Linked DNA regions of Homo sapiens: all the other regions are linked to region 1. Evidence: chromatin contacts called from ENCODE Hi-C or POLR2A ChIA-PET data. All regions are on one chromosome and are shown on one strand. Each heading gives the region's core, a stretch centred on a gene start or an enhancer-like site at or near the end of the contact. The rest is flanking DNA. Distances are from core to core; before and after follow the strand shown.

Region 1 (3,613 bases), core at 761-3,260:
ACAGGTGCCCACCACCATGCCCAGCTAAGTTTTTGTATTTTTAGAAGAGATGGGTTTTCGTCATGTTGGCCAGGCTGGTCTCAAACTCCCGGCCTCAGGTGATCTGCCTACCTCAGCCTCCCAAAATGCTGGAATTACAGGCGTGAGGCCCTGCGACTGGCCAACTTCTCCGTTTTTATTGGTAATACCAACTTCTTTCTAATTTCCTTGACCAGAAATTTTAGAGTACTTTTATTCTTCCCCTGATGCTGGGGATGTCCTTTACTCTATTTCATTGACTGTAAGCCTAGTTCAGACTTTTATCACCTAATTCCTGGAAAAATGCAACAAAGTGGCTGGCTGGGGAATAATTCTGGCTCAAACGTCTTCCCTTCTCAAATCTGTACTGCATGTCTTTGCAAGATCATTGTTAATTAAATATTTTATTCGTGAGTTCATGCATTGTTCCATTTTCCAAGTATTTTTGCACACTGAATGTATGACATGCCACTCCCTTATATAAAGCCTTACTTAGTGCTCACATGAACTAAATGAGATAGTATTTTTATCTCCATTTTACAGATAAGGAAATTAGGATTTAGATTAACTGCCCAAAGTCAGTAACACCAAACACAAAATGGTAGAGCTGAGGCCTGAACACAGGTCTTTTTAGTTGAAAACTCTGAGCTCTGCTTAATCATTGTGCTAGTAAGTTCGTATCCCAAGTTTAAAGTCCTTCTTCACTTTGGAGGATTTCCATGAAATAGCCTACCAATCCTACTTCCCATTTCTGCTGCACTTGGATTTTCTATTTCATATTTCAAATATTTTTCTAGTTATCTCCTGTGCATTGCCCTTCTCTACTTCAAGTAGATTGTAAGCTTCTTAAAACCTTACTCTTATTACACTTGCCTTGCATTTCTATGAAGATCTACTGTTGTAGATGACACACTAAATTCTCAGTGAATAATTTATAAAATCTTTAGCACAGTCCTTGGCACATATGCATGTTTAACAAATGGTATCAATGATTATTATTACTACACAGGGACTGATGCCTCAAACTGAAGACCTAATAGGAAACCAGAAAATTCTGATCTCTTCCTCAGTCCTAAGAACTCTGCTTGCTTTCTCCACAATTTAGACTAGTGGTTTCCAACAATAAGTGAGTACATTTCAGTCTCATAGTCTCATCTCTCTACTACGAAACAGTGCTAAGTATGATATAGACATCACCATAACATGAACAACACAGCAAAATTTTGTCCATTACTGCTCTCTTTGAGGGTACTTTGGAGAAAGGAAAATGGAATAGTTGTAGTTACATTTTTGAAAAAATGGTTAATACCCTATCTATCGACAGATGGATCTATTGATGGATAAACTTCATTTAACTTTCATGAAGTTACTAGCGTCTTGTCAAGACTTCCTGGCTCAAGTTTCTGATGTACAGAACTTAGCATTCTTCAGGCACCCCCCTGTTGTATAATCCCTGCTTCATTTTGGCGCTTCAAGCAGAATTGGTTCACATGCAGCAATAGGAAAATCCGACATTCAGGCCTTGAATGGTTCACATGACGCAGTGAAAACGGTCGATTTAGGGCCTCCCTAGTCCTGATTATTTTTTTTTGAGACGGAGTCTCGCTTTCTCGCCAGGCTGGAGTGCAGTGGCGCGGTCTCGGCTCACTCCAACTTCCGCCTGCTGGGTTCAAGCGATTCTCCTGCCTCAGCCTCCCAAGTAGTGGGAATTACAGGCACGCGCCACCATGCCCAGCTAATTTTTGTATTTTTAGTAGAGATGGGGTTTCACCATGTTGGGCAGGCTGGTCTGTGAACTCCTGACCTTGTGATCCGCCCACCTCGGTCTCCCAAAGTGCTGGGATTACGAGCGTGAGCCACGGCGCCCGACCCCCTAATCCTGATTTTCGAAGATATGACGCATGTATCCTGCCCCCGCGAGCGCCGTCGCGCCGTCGCGCCACATACGTCACACGCTCTTCGGAAAGCGTTGCTGCGTAAATGGCGGGGGCGTGTCTTTTGGCTCCTCCGCGTGTAGTTACCTGAGAAACGCGGGAAGTTGGGCCCAGGCAGTGTTGCTGCGGTTGCCTAAGTTGTTTTTCTATTTCTGGAGAGAGCCGTGAGCTTGTCCAGGGGCCCCAATCCTGAGGCCGACCCGGTTTCTGGCGCGGTGCGATGGAGGTAGTGGAGGCCGCCGCCGCTCAGCTGGAAACTCTGAAATTCAATGGCACCGACTTTGGAGTTGGGGAAGGTCCGGCGGCTCCGTCTCCGGGCTCTGCCCCTGTGCCAGGGACACAGCCGCCGCTACAGTCGTTTGAGGGGTCCCCGGACGCTGGGCAGACCGTGGAGGTTAAGCCTGCCGGGGAGCAGCCTCTGCAGCCCGTTCTGAACGCCGTCGCGGCCGGGACCCCGGCGCCGCAGCCACAGCCACCGGCTGAATCGCCGGCCTGCGGAGACTGCGTCACCTCCCCAGGAGCCGCAGAGCCTGCGCGGGCGCCGGACTCCTTGGAGACCTCGGACTCGGATTCGGACTCGGACAGGTCGGGTGCCTAAGGGACCCGGAGCTGTGGGGAGAGGTCTTGTATGACGGGCGGGGGTGGCTGGGGCCTAGGAGCCTAGAGGTTGCTTGTGTGGGCCCTGGAGGGTGGGCAGGTCGTTGGTGCTCCGGGCTCACGTGTTGAAGTATTGGCTCCGACTGCCCCTTATTCGCTGCCTCTCAAAGCAGGTCGCGTTGTGAATCTGAGCTTAGTACTGACTTATTTCCTAAATTTGGTGGCCTGAAGGGTTCTATGTATAGATCGTATCATTTTTTGTTAGACTTTAGAAAACCCGAGGATCTTAGGTTATTTCCGTAACTACTCAGTTTAGGCTGTACTTTTGTGGTTATAGTTGAGTTTTGTGTCAGATCTGATTTTTTTTTATCATCACATCTAGGCTTTGTTTTTTGAACCACATACATTGGGGATCAGGAAAAGTATTATTTTTTGTGTTTCAAAGCTGGCTCTTGATGATTACGTTAATTTATAGAATCCTTGCAGGGAACACGTGTTTATGAAAGTAGCCAAACAGTGTTATTTAGTAGTATCTTATGCTTCTTACGTTTTGTGAGAGCCTTTCCCCCTTGCCCCCACACCTGTCTTTTAAATATGAAATCTCTGGGCTGGAGAGGACTCCAGCATGTGGGATGTTACTAAACCACACTGAACATTGTCTACAAATAGTTGAGTGTGTTGAGTGGGGTACTGAACAGGTTAACAAGATAGACACGTGTTGAGGAGGTGAGAAGTTTAGTTTTCAGGGAAGTCATCAGCGGAGAGTGGAAGTGAAGAAGGCTGAAGGATTTGAGTAGAAGGAGAGGGTATGAAATGTACTGGGAGGGGGAAGTAACAACTGTAAACAAGGTTGGATTTCTTGGCAGTACTAAGATTGCAGTATAATCATCTTGTGGGATTTCAGAGCTCATTTTACTAGCAAAGAAAAGTAAATGGTAGATGATTTGGGGATACGTTTTGAAAGCAGAAGGGATATGGCGTCATAATAGGCCAACTTAGTGTCAGGATACTACTTCTGACTCTGTGGGTGATGGCAGAGGATACCAAATATTTGAAGAAGTCAA
Region 2 (3,613 bases), core at 296-2,795, 4.5 Mb after region 1:
AATTAACGACAACAACAAAAATTTAAGTAAAACTTTAAAAAGACCATCCAACTTCATCTGTCACGATGGTTCACAGAATACCCATAACACGATAAAGCCCTTAGAGTTAATTTAATTTAATTTTTTTTTGAGACGGAGTCTGGCTCTTTCACCTAGGCTGGAGTGCAGTGGTGCGATCTCAGCTCACTGCAACCTCCACCTCCGGGTTCAAGTGATTCTCCTACCTAAGCCTCCTGAGTAGCTGGGATTACAGGAGTGGGCCACAACGCCCAGCTAATTTTTGTATTTTTAGTAGAGATGGGGTTTCACAATGTTGGCCAGGCTGGTCTTGAACTCCTGACCTCAGGTGATCCATCCGCCTCAGCCTCCCAGAGTGCTGGGATTACAGGCTTGAGCCACCACGCCCAGCCCTTAATTTTAGACAACGCAGAAAAACTGGCTCCAGATACACTTGGGTGACTTGGTCAACATATGAATGTTAACCATGATGTGACAGATCAGACTTCAATTTCTTTAGACTGAACTAGAATGGCTCCGAAGACGAAAGTCAGGTCAGGACCAGGGAGAAAAACTGGGCAAATACGATTTTTTTTTTTCCATTTCCAACAGAGGTTTGAAGATTAGAACCAGGATTTGGGAAGCCTCAGTTCAGGAGTCCACCGAGGTGTGTGTGTGTTGACAGGTGGTGGTGATGCCGAGGGCGTGTTGACAAGTTTTCCCCGCCCTTGACCTTTAGCCTAGATATTAATTCTACCAACTGGGGCAACCCCAGAGGGAGGAAGCCAGGGTCCCCCAACAGGCTGACAGCGCGTGACCTTTGCCCTAGATAGCCTGAGAAAGCTGATGAGAGAAGGGGCGAGAGGTGCCTACAGCCCCCAGGACCGGCCTTGTCCCTTTTGCCCTAACTCCTCCACTTATCCCCACCGCCCGTTTCCTCTCACCCAGGCAGGACAGCTTGGCTAGCGGCACCAGCATGTTCAAAGTCACCAGGACTCTCGGTCGGACACAACAGGAGGACTGTCCGCTGCTCGCGGCGGGCGCTGGACCTCTAGGCCGCGGGGGGCGCCATCACCTGCCGGAAAGCAAGAACTCTGCTGCAGTTCGCCTCCCCGCTCTGCCGACCGCTCTTGCTTCACGGCGTTCCCACCTCCTTCTCGCTCTGCGCCGGCGCCATGGATGACGCAACGGCCAGCCGAGGCTTCCGGGTCATGTACCAAACCAGGGAAAGATAAGGGACTCCAAGTCCCAGCCGGGGAGCGGTGAAACAGCCACAGCGCGGCCAGAGGGGTCCGCGAATCCCACAGCACGACGCACGCGCAGTGAAAGGCAGTAGAAGGCGGGGCGACGCACACGGCTTCCTGGGAGGTGTAGTTTTCTCTACGAGTGCCCTTCGAGATCGATTGGAGGCTCGCGCAGGAGCCGTGAGTTGCCTAAGGTGAATTGACTCATATGATTGGCTGTCCCGAAAAATGAAACGTCTTTGTGGTCCGGGGCTGAGACCCACGAGGAGACTGGGCGGGATTTCTGGCGTTAGGAGGCGGGGCCTTTCGGCTTTGGGCGCGAGTGGTTAAAAGACAGTTGGTGTCGGTTCGGCTTCTCGGGTCGGATTCCGCGGTCCCAACCCTTCCCCATGGCCGACCCTGAGGAGTTGCAGGTTTCTTCGCCGCCCCCGCCGCCTCCCTCTTCTCCCTCCTCTTCAGACGCCTCTGCAGCATCTTCCCCGGGCGGCCCAGTGAGTTTGGGCTGGCCAGTTCCGAGCAGGAGCAGCGGCCCAACGGTGGACCAGCTGGAGGAAGTGGAGCTGCAGATCGGAGACGTGAGTGTGGTGTCGGGACCGCGTCCCCCCTCGGCGCCTCTGGGAAGACCGGCGGCGGCGGGGCTCGCGAGGCTAGGGAATCGGTCCCCCAACCCCCATGACCCGGGACGACCGGCCCTTCTGCGCCCCAGAGCGTGCGGGCGGGAAGCGGGGGGGATGCCAGCAGCTAAAGTGCCACCCCTCTCTGAGGGTTCCCCCTTTAGATTTAGTGGTGAGGAGTCTTAAGGGGTTTTCCTTCCACCCGCCCCACCCCTCACTGGTTTCTTTTTGTCTCGCCTTCTGGTTTCAATCATCCGCAGTAACCCGAAGCCACGCAGCTCTGCGCTGCCTGTTGCTGGCTCTCTGCCTCCTCCTTTCCCATCGGAGAATAGTTTTCATTGCATGGGTTTCGGAGAATAGTTTTCACTGCATGAGTTTGCTGGCTTTCTGTGGGTACTTGAGATCAGGCTGTGATTTCTTTCCATGGGACTTAGAGCCTGCTGTTCTAGTTGGCCACCTGCCCAGGGACAGCTGATAATGCCATTGTCTGCCCCAGGCCTGCTTAGCGCTGGACCCAGCTTGAAGGGTTTAGGTCACGTGGATTGGCTTCTTTGACGGTTTAGTTCAGGACTCCTCCCTTTGTATGATTGCTAGAATGCATACTTAGGATAGTTTCTGTTAAATCTCGAATCCCCAGAAACTAGCACCCCACCTCCCAACCGTAACTCACACACCACTGGAGGGGAGAAGACAGGGAAGGGGAGTTTTATGTTCTCTTGAGTGGGTCAAGTGGAATGAGGTATGTAGAGTGTAACCTGGGAGAGTTCTGTGGCCTGACCTTTCCTGCAGATTGGAAACTAGGGGATGAACTAGATTATCTCATTGCTCCGCAAGTATTTTTTTTTAAGGATGACTAGAGTGCTTAACCAGCTTTTATTTTTGCAGAACAAACTGATTGCAAGTAAATATGTAGAATGAAGTGCTAATGTGTTATTGAGGAACACTGTTTTATTTTATATCATTGGTGAAGAAAACGTTTGGCTGAAAAGTGAATTTTCCACCAGGAGCTGAGTGTTTTCTGCATTTGTGTGTGATTTTTTAATGTTATTTGTCAGAGCTCAGAGTTTCTGTTCTTTGATCTATACATTTTCATTGTTTAAAGTGTTCACAGGTCAATGCCCATGTTACCCAAATAGCAGTAAGAATTATTTATGATGAAATCTCTCAGATATATCTGGCGCTTAGTGTCAAGGGGTCCAAGTCATCTTGTTGAGCTGAGACTCTAGTGTATTTTCATAGAAAACAGCAATCCTGGGCCAAGCACGGTGGCTCACGCCTGTAATCCCAGCACTTTGGGAGGCTGAGGCAGGCGGATCACCTGAGGTCAGGAGTTCGAGACCAGCGTGACCAACATGGAGAAACCCTGTTTCTACTAAAAATACAAAATTAGCTGTGCGTGGTGGCGCATGACTGTAATCCCAGCTACTAAGGAGGCTGAGGCAGGAGAATCACTTGAACCCGGGAGGCGGAGGTTGCAGTGAACCAAGATCGCGCCATTGCACTCCAGCCTGGGAAACGAGCGAAACTCCGTCTCAAAAAAAAAAAAAAAAAAAGAAAACAACTATACTGATTTGTCATATCTCAGACATAATGGATATTTTTCTAGCAGACCTGTTTCTTCAAAGTCTACTCAATATTAAAGAATTTCTTAGGTTCCGTGAAAGAGCCAGTGCTGTAGTTTGAAAACTGATTACTTTGAAAGAAAATAACATGGGCATTGGATTCAAAGCCTTAAGCTATTTTCAGCCTGCTTATAAA
Region 3 (3,613 bases), core at 669-3,168, 4.4 Mb after region 1:
TGGCCTCCCAAAGTGCTGGGATTACAGGCGTGAGCCATCACACCCGGCCAACAAATTGGTTTTATTATGAGTAGCTAGTAATACATGTAATTTCTCTTTTACTTTTTAAAATATTATGAAAAAATTTAAATGTGCAAAATAAAGAAGAGTAGTATAATAAACTCCCATGCACCAATCATCTGCCTGGCCCTTATGTTTCATCCACAACCCAACCCACTTACCTGACTCCAGGTTATTTTAAAACAACTTCAGGCACTATAGCATCTAATTTTCAGTAATTTAAAAAAGAGTGTATAAGAATGCTTTAGAGATTACAAGGCAAATGCTTACACATTATCTTTTTCCATTCTCATACCCTGTTCTTTGGCACTTTACCGAAAAGGAAATGAGAAGGGTTCAGAGAAATTAAATGACTTTTCTTTGGTAACATGCCTAGTATACATGTAGTCAGAACTTGAAGCTTTTGCTTTTTTTTTTTTCTTTTTTAACATCAACTTTCGTGCTTAGTCCAGTGTATAACATCACAGGCAAATTCAAATTGAGAATAGGAATCAGTTGTTCTTTAACCGTAACCCTTCTAACTTTTACTTATCCTAAGACCGGGTAGCAAGTAGGGCAGGAGCCTTCATCTAGAGGGATGGTGACAGCTCTGATAGGGGAAAATTAGCACTGGTCTTTCCTTCCAAAAAGCCACTCTGGCTGCTGCTGTTGACACAAGGCTCCTGGCTTTTGAGACATTATTTGAGTGCTGGATTCCAATACTTTTTACTTTCTCATAAGAAAAAAAAATGTGAAGCATCTAAGGATATCTCCTGCCTTATTGATAAAGTAAGCCTCAGGCTGAATCCAAATTGCTGAGCTCCAATAGAACTACAGGGCAAAGCATCTACACAGGGAATTGCCACTCTTCTCCAAAATTAGGCTTTATTAAGAGGCAAGGCTATGTTCTCCTCATATATATGTGTGTGTGTGTGTGTGTGTGTGTGTGTGTGTGTGTGTGTAAAAAGTAAATGTTTTACACAGATCCCCATAAGGGAAAAGTGGGCTATAGTAATACAGTATTTTTTTGTTTTTCTTTTTTTTGGGGGGGGGGGGGACAGTTTCGCTCTGTCACCCAGTCTGGAGTACAGTGGCGCGATCTCGGTTCACTGCAACCGCCGCCTCCCGGGTTCAAGCGATTCTCCTGCCTCAGCCTCCCGAGTAGCTGGGACTACAGGCAAGCACCACCACGCCCGGGTGATTTTTTTTTTTTTTATTTTTAGTAGAGACGGGTTTCATCATGTTGGTCAGGCTGGTCTCGAACTCCTGACCTCAAATGATCCGCCCGCCTCGGCCTCCCAATGTGCTGGGACTACAGGCGTGAGCCACCGCGCCCCGCCAAATACAGTTTTATCAGGAATCAAAACTGTGCTCTCTTCTGGACTCTCAGCTTTAGCTGTTTGGAGCGTTTAGTCTAAGCCTTACCACTTACATTGTAATGTGAAGATCAAATTGTAACGACATGGCAATAATAAGGCTCCTATTGGTTGGGTACCACCAGTTTATGCCAGGCATTGTACTGATTCATGTCTTTAATCCTCAAAACGACCTTCCGAGGTCAGCGTTTTTATTCTTTTTCCAGAGGAGCAAACTGAGTTTCTGAGAAGTCACACCCAACTTGGTGGCAGAGCTGACGCTGGCATGGGGTTGACTCCAAAGCTCTCTACGCCACGAGGGTGGGAAAGACAACGAAACACAAGCGAGAAGAATAATGAGAACTGGGATCGCAACTTCATTAAATGAGAAGCCAGGAACAGGTGGCGGAGGGCACGCGGTTCGCTGCACGGAGTCGCTCAGGCTCTTTGAAACACCGCGCGGGGGAGCGGGGCGGTGCCGGAAGTCAGGCCATGGCTTCCGGTTCTTGCGTCGGAAGTGGCCGGTCAGCGTCGCTGCCGGTCTCCGGCGGAGACGGACTCTGGAGTTTGGGCGGCCCGGGCGGCCACTAGGTACTCTGATATTCCGTACTAAACACGTCTGCAAGTCAAGATGTCGCACCCGTCCCCCCAAGCCAAGCCCTCCAACCCCAGTAACCCTCGAGTCTTCTTTGACGTGGACATCGGAGGGGAGCGAGGTGAGCGGAGTCTGACGCTCGCGGAAAAGCCCCGAGGAGGCGGGGGTTCCCGGGATTTGGGGGATTCCAAGGGCGGAATGCGGCTCCGGCCGGTGACTGCTCAGTTTCGCGGAGGGGATGGCTGCCTAGGCTGGTCCGCCGGAGCAGGCCCGGAGATCTAGGGCTAGATCGATCCAGCGCCCTTGTATCAATGCCATCGGTGGTGCGGAAGTTTCTGGAAATTTCTAGTTCGGGAATTGTGGCGTCCTTTAGGTTTGCCTCCTGATTTGGTGGCACTTCCACGCCACCTTTGCACTACCAAGTTAGCATGAAATATTTTATGTTTGCAATGGGACAGTTCGGAAAGCATATCCTGGGATATGCGTCTGCTGGGCCCCAGGAAACTATATTTGCCACATGAGATAATATATCAGCACGTGCTGTGTTATTTATACGTTAAAGGGACTTGTTTGCTCATTGCTTTTGCCTTATTACTGATTCTTAATTTAGAGGTCCGTTCAGATGAGCAAACATTTTCTCTTAATTTGCCATTGGGAAAATGCGCTCAACGTAGTGATGGTGTTGCCTAGGTTACATAGCCGCTCAGAAGTTCCTAAGGCCTGGTGAATTAGGGAGCGTGTTGCTTTGTAACTGGATTGGCCTTGTTCTGGAACACGTTGGAATTGCTGGCCAGGCAATGTGTTTGAATGCATGTACAGGACACACACACGTTTACACGTACATTCAGTTTGTTGCAACTAGCTAGGGCTAGGTTTAATCTCACCTGTCTTAGCTGCTATCTAGAGGAGGAATTTTTACAGCTTTTGCTTCAGAGGTTGCATGAGGCAGTTTGCTCAGAGCACAAAGGCTGCAGGTATACGTAACACGTGGCAAGTCCGCCCACCCAAAGACTGTTTAATTTTCTCCCGTTGGTTGCTTGGTGATTGGAAATTCTCAGTACCTCTTGAAGAAATTACTCAGGATTTAAAACTATTTGTATTTAATGATATCTCTTACATGGTGCTAATCTTTTGGCTACTATAATTGGTTATGATCCTTAGTGTAATGTTTCAAATCTGTTTATATACATACATGACAGTAGGTAGACTAAATTTGAATATTAGAATAAAATAAGATTCACTAATTCTAGTGAGTATATTCAAAGGAAATGAAGTTTGTATGTCAAAGAGGTATCTGCACTCCCATGTTCATTGCAGCATTATTCATGATAGCCAAGATAATGGAATCAAACTAGGTTTCCATCTACAGATGGATTTTTTTTAAAATTTGATATATGTGCACAGTGGAGTACTATTCACCCATAAAAAATAATGAAATCTTGTCACTTCTGACAACATGAATTAATATGGAGGACATTATGTTACATGAAATAAGCTGGGCACAGGAAGACAAGGCATGATCTCACTTACATGTGGTTTCTAAAAAGTTGACCTTGAAGTAGAGAATGGAATGGTGGATTTCAGGGGTTGGGTAGATGTTGATCACGAGAGACCTAATTTCAGT
Region 4 (3,613 bases), core at 428-2,927, 4.4 Mb after region 1:
CATCACTAATACTCAGCCTAACAAAAGGCATAGAATTCCCACTCAAATTATAAGGCTTGTTAGCCTAAAGAAAACATGAGAATTTAACTTGGGGAGTTTAAGGTCCTCACAATATGCCTTCCATGAGCGCGCGTGCACACACACACACACGTTTAATTTTCACATGACCACAGTGAGAGACTGTTTTAAATGATGGAATTCAAGAAAAGCAAAATCTAGAACATAAAACTTAATCCAGAATTTATTTCAAAGTTTCACTTGAAACTTTTAAAGGTTTATTATACTGGGTCTAGATCTGTTTAACAGTGAACTGTTTTTGCAAGACATTTTGGCCAAAAAGCACCTAGCATAGTGTCAGAATTGGGAGTTGGTGCTCAATTTTAAAATGTGTTGAAAAATTGTTAAATAAACTTCTCAACATACCTGTGCTCAAAGGCAATATAGGACATTTTAAGGCGTCTTTTAAAAGTTAGCCCTTGAAATCAGAATAGCATAGGGATTTTAAAGACTGGAATCTGTGGTCAAACTGCTTGGGTCAAAACACAGGCTCTACCACTGACAGCTGGATTTTGGGCAAGCCGCCTAAGTTATCTGTGACTTTAAGTTTCCTCACCTGTAAAATGGGAATTATAATAGCACCCACCTCACCGCATTGTCAGAAAAGTAAACGACAGAAATCAACATAAAGCATTTTAGGTAGTAAGCTCTCCATAAATGCTATCAATATTCAAAGGTATGTGTTCGAGAGATCAAATCTATTAAATATACATATCAGCTTTGATCAATTGAAATCTCGGAAATTTCATAATTGCATCTTACTCCCCCTTTCCACACATCATGCGGCATCAACCTTCCACATGATGTGGAAATTACATACTTTCATTCATCCGTTTGAGAGCTTGTCATATATGGCAAGAAAGAAGAAAGATGCCTTTTTCGTGACTGTTGCTCCTTCAGAACTTCAAAACACTGTCACGTACACAATAGGTTGGAGCTGCCCTCAAAATGACAGCTCACAGCTTTGCTGGGCCCGCAGAGGTGCCCAGGCGGCTCTGCCCGGAAGGGGTTCACCCCAATAACCGGAGAATCTCCGGTCGCCACAGCCAAGCACAGCGCACGCCCGGGAACCCCAAGGAACACAAGAGAACTCTGAAATGGGGAAGGACCCTGAGTTGTGGAGAAAGAGCGGGAGGAAGGGTCACGGAGGGTCCGGAGCCACACTCGGATCAGGCGCGTCCACGCTGACAAGCCCGGGACCAGGTGCCGGCGATAGGCAGCGCCGTCCTGGACAGTCCCTTCCCTTTCCCCTACCCGTCCCCTCCCCGGCGAGCACCGAAGCCAACTCGGGTCCCGCGCCAGAATTGCCCCCCGGCGCCCCCTCACCTAAAGGCGGGTCCTTCCTTAGGAGCCCTGCCCTGGGCAGACGCCGCCGCGGAGCTGCCGCTGCTGCCCCTTTTGTTGAAGAGCTTCTGGAGCAGGGTCGGGGCCATGATGCCGCCGCCGCAGCTCCGGCCGTGGCGCTCGGGGGGCCGGCGGCTCAGCGCGCAGCCGGGGGCGGCGGCCGCGGTGGCGGGGCCATCGCGGCGGCGCGGCCGCCCAGCCTTGCGGGAGCGCGGGGCCGCTGCGACTGAGTAACTCTGCTCGGCGCCGGAGCCGCCGGCTGCCGGTCATATGACTGAGCCGGCCCGCCACCGCCTCGCGCGCTGACAGTTATCTCCTGCGGGAGGAGCCCGCAGCCCCACGGCGGCGGCGGCGGCGCGGGAGGAGCGCGGCGGCCCCGGCGGCGGCCATTGGCCCGGCGGCCGCCCGCCCCGGGCTCACGTAACCCCGGCGGGAGGCGGGAGGTGGGAGGTGCGGCCAGGAGCGGGCGGGCGGCCCAGTACTCCGGGCACGCGGGGGACGCGGACGGGGGCAGGCGCGGCACTTAAAGGGGCCCGAGGGGCGAGGGCGGCCGCCGGGGCGCAGCTCCGCGAGTGGCGTGGGGTTCCCACGGAGCCTGGGTTCTTTCGCACAGCGAGCATGCAGCTAGGCCGATCTTTGTTCTTTAGAGACAAAGCCCCTGAACTTGGGTCCTCGCTTTGTTCAGGTACAAGAGCCCGTTCACAGAAGGCGTATGCTAGGGGGGAAGGCTTGGTACGCGCGGTGGCCGCTTCGGTGGGCTGTGATTTGAATCACATAGCACCCAAGGTTTTGTCAGGTTTCCTCCATGTCCAAATTCGATTCCTCCAGGCTTTCACAAAATTTAAACTGTTTATCCAAATCATTTGTTCTGTTTGGCGTCTTGGGCCACCATACCATGGTTATATAAGAAGTTGCATTTGAAATATTAAGTCCCCCCTTTAAAACATACACACACACACACACACACACACACACACACACACACAGAACTCACTACATAGATTTAGAAACTTAAGATATTTTATAGCAAGGGATTGTTTTTCCTAATACATATTTAACAGTCAATCAAGGCATATCAGCAGCAGATATTTGGTTTGAGGAAGGGAGGAGTTCATGTGTTTGAGTCCGCTTTCCTGCCCTGTCCCACCCCAGTCCCCTTTGGAATTTAATCCTTGGTGGTGCAGGGCTCTAAACAGCCAGTGTAGGACACGTTACCAGACTCAAAGCAACTTCTTAATCTATGTTTTAGAGCGTTGGGCTTCACGAATTTTTCCGATGATGGGAAATAGAGATAAAGTTAGTAAGACCCCAACCATGCCTCTTCTAGCTTCTCCATGAGTAGTGAACAGTGACTCACCTGGGCTCTCTTACACTTGTTGAGAGGAGGACTCTTGGAGACTCAAAAAGGAAAATATATTTCCAAAAACATAAGTAATCAAAAGAACCTATTCTGGGCCTATTTTACTTTGCATTTTCTTTTTTTAATTGTGTTAGTTTCTGGACTTGGTTGGGAACTAGCTGTGAATAATGTGCTGAAATTTCACAAAGGTAAGAGAAAGGTGGTAGAAATGGAAACTTAGTCATTTGTTTCCTTCGGACTTTTACTGTTAAAATGGTGGATTAAGTGTTTATCCTGATGAGCAATCATCCTTTTGCACAATTGAGTGTACACAGAACCCTAATTTGCAACTTTGCTATTTCTGTTTGCTGAAGGCCTTTACCTCATAGGGCTGCCAGTGTTGGTCAGGATGCTATATAGAAGGTATTGGCTTTATACGTTGTGACTTTCAGATACAGTCCCAGGTCATACTGTGGCCAGCAACTCACCACCTTTCCTTACTCCATCCTTGGTCAGAAAATGTCCTTTATTCTCCAGACTAAAATCTGCATGTTCCTCATGAGCCTAGCAGCTTTTGTAACTGCATATAGAAGAGGAATTTGACATATTGTGCCTCATTCCTCACTTCCTAGGACTCTTTCAGTTCCAACCCAGTCCAAATAGACAAGATCATCCAAAAGAGGCAATTAAAAAATCATAACCTGCTCTAGCCATCATCTTCAATTTTGGTTTTGACTAGGCAACTATAAAGGAAGAGTGTGTATTTTAAACTATTAAAGCCAGGACTTCAGTTAAAGGAGACAAAAGGAACCAAAATGCTTCCCTTCTCCCCTCTTTCTCCCTGTGCTTCCTCTCAGCATCACATTCTTCCTC

Evidence for each region. Hi-C counts contacts between places; a loop is a spot of excess contacts on that map. ChIA-PET counts read pairs that join two places held with the same protein, here RNA polymerase II (POLR2A). Pooled maps may share reads with other maps.
Region 2: a loop to region 1 is called in a map of naive thymus-derived CD4-positive, alpha-beta T cell, with 35 times the contacts of the local background. The contact joins the promoter of C4orf46 here to the promoter of NAF1 in region 1. A Hi-C loop is called at or near these places in 2 of 168 maps with a recorded cell type or tissue (both naive thymus-derived CD4-positive, alpha-beta T cell) and 12 of 50 pooled maps. POLR2A ChIA-PET finds 5 or more read pairs at or near these places in 1 of 52 experiments (K562).
Region 3: a pooled map shows a loop between it and region 1 (25-fold over the local background). The contact joins the promoter of PPID here to the promoter of NAF1 in region 1. A Hi-C loop is called at or near these places in 6 of 50 pooled maps.
Region 4: a loop to region 1 is called in a map of CD4-positive, alpha-beta memory T cell, with 17 times the contacts of the local background. The contact joins the promoter of FNIP2 here to the promoter of NAF1 in region 1. A Hi-C loop is called at or near these places in 1 of 168 maps with a recorded cell type or tissue (CD4-positive, alpha-beta memory T cell) and 6 of 50 pooled maps. POLR2A ChIA-PET finds 5 or more read pairs at or near these places in 2 of 52 experiments (both activated T-cell).

What each region holds. Positions count from the first base shown.
Region 1 is chr4:163,165,287-163,168,899 of GRCh38, reverse strand. It overlaps NAF1 (nuclear assembly factor 1 ribonucleoprotein), which reads left to right and starts at 2,010. Exons shown (of 8, transcript NM_138386.3): 1 at 2,010-2,537. The coding sequence starts at 2,173. RefSeq lists enhancers at 2,057-2,256, 2,277-2,396, 2,427-2,506, 1,998-2,865.
Region 2 is chr4:158,669,819-158,673,431 of GRCh38, reverse strand. It overlaps C4orf46 (chromosome 4 open reading frame 46), which reads left to right and starts at 1,545. Exons shown (of 2, transcript NM_001008393.4): 1 at 1,545-1,816. The coding sequence starts at 1,631. It overlaps ETFDH (electron transfer flavoprotein dehydrogenase), which reads right to left and starts at 1,136. Exons shown (of 13, transcript NM_004453.4): 1 at 942-1,136. The coding sequence starts at 975. RefSeq lists enhancers at 788-1,289, 891-1,450, 1,293-1,929, 1,930-2,566 and a silencer at 1,871-1,940.
Region 3 is chr4:158,721,701-158,725,313 of GRCh38, reverse strand. It overlaps PPID (peptidylprolyl isomerase D), which reads left to right and starts at 1,918. Exons shown (of 10, transcript NM_005038.3): 1 at 1,918-2,110. The coding sequence starts at 2,026. RefSeq lists enhancers at 1,340-1,924, 1,812-2,291, 1,925-2,508.
Region 4 is chr4:158,767,090-158,770,702 of GRCh38, reverse strand. FNIP2 (folliculin interacting protein 2) reads right to left here and starts at 1,677. Exons shown (of 17, transcript NM_020840.3): 1 at 1,384-1,677. The coding sequence starts at 1,490. RefSeq lists an enhancer at 1,032-1,769 and a silencer at 1,727-1,936.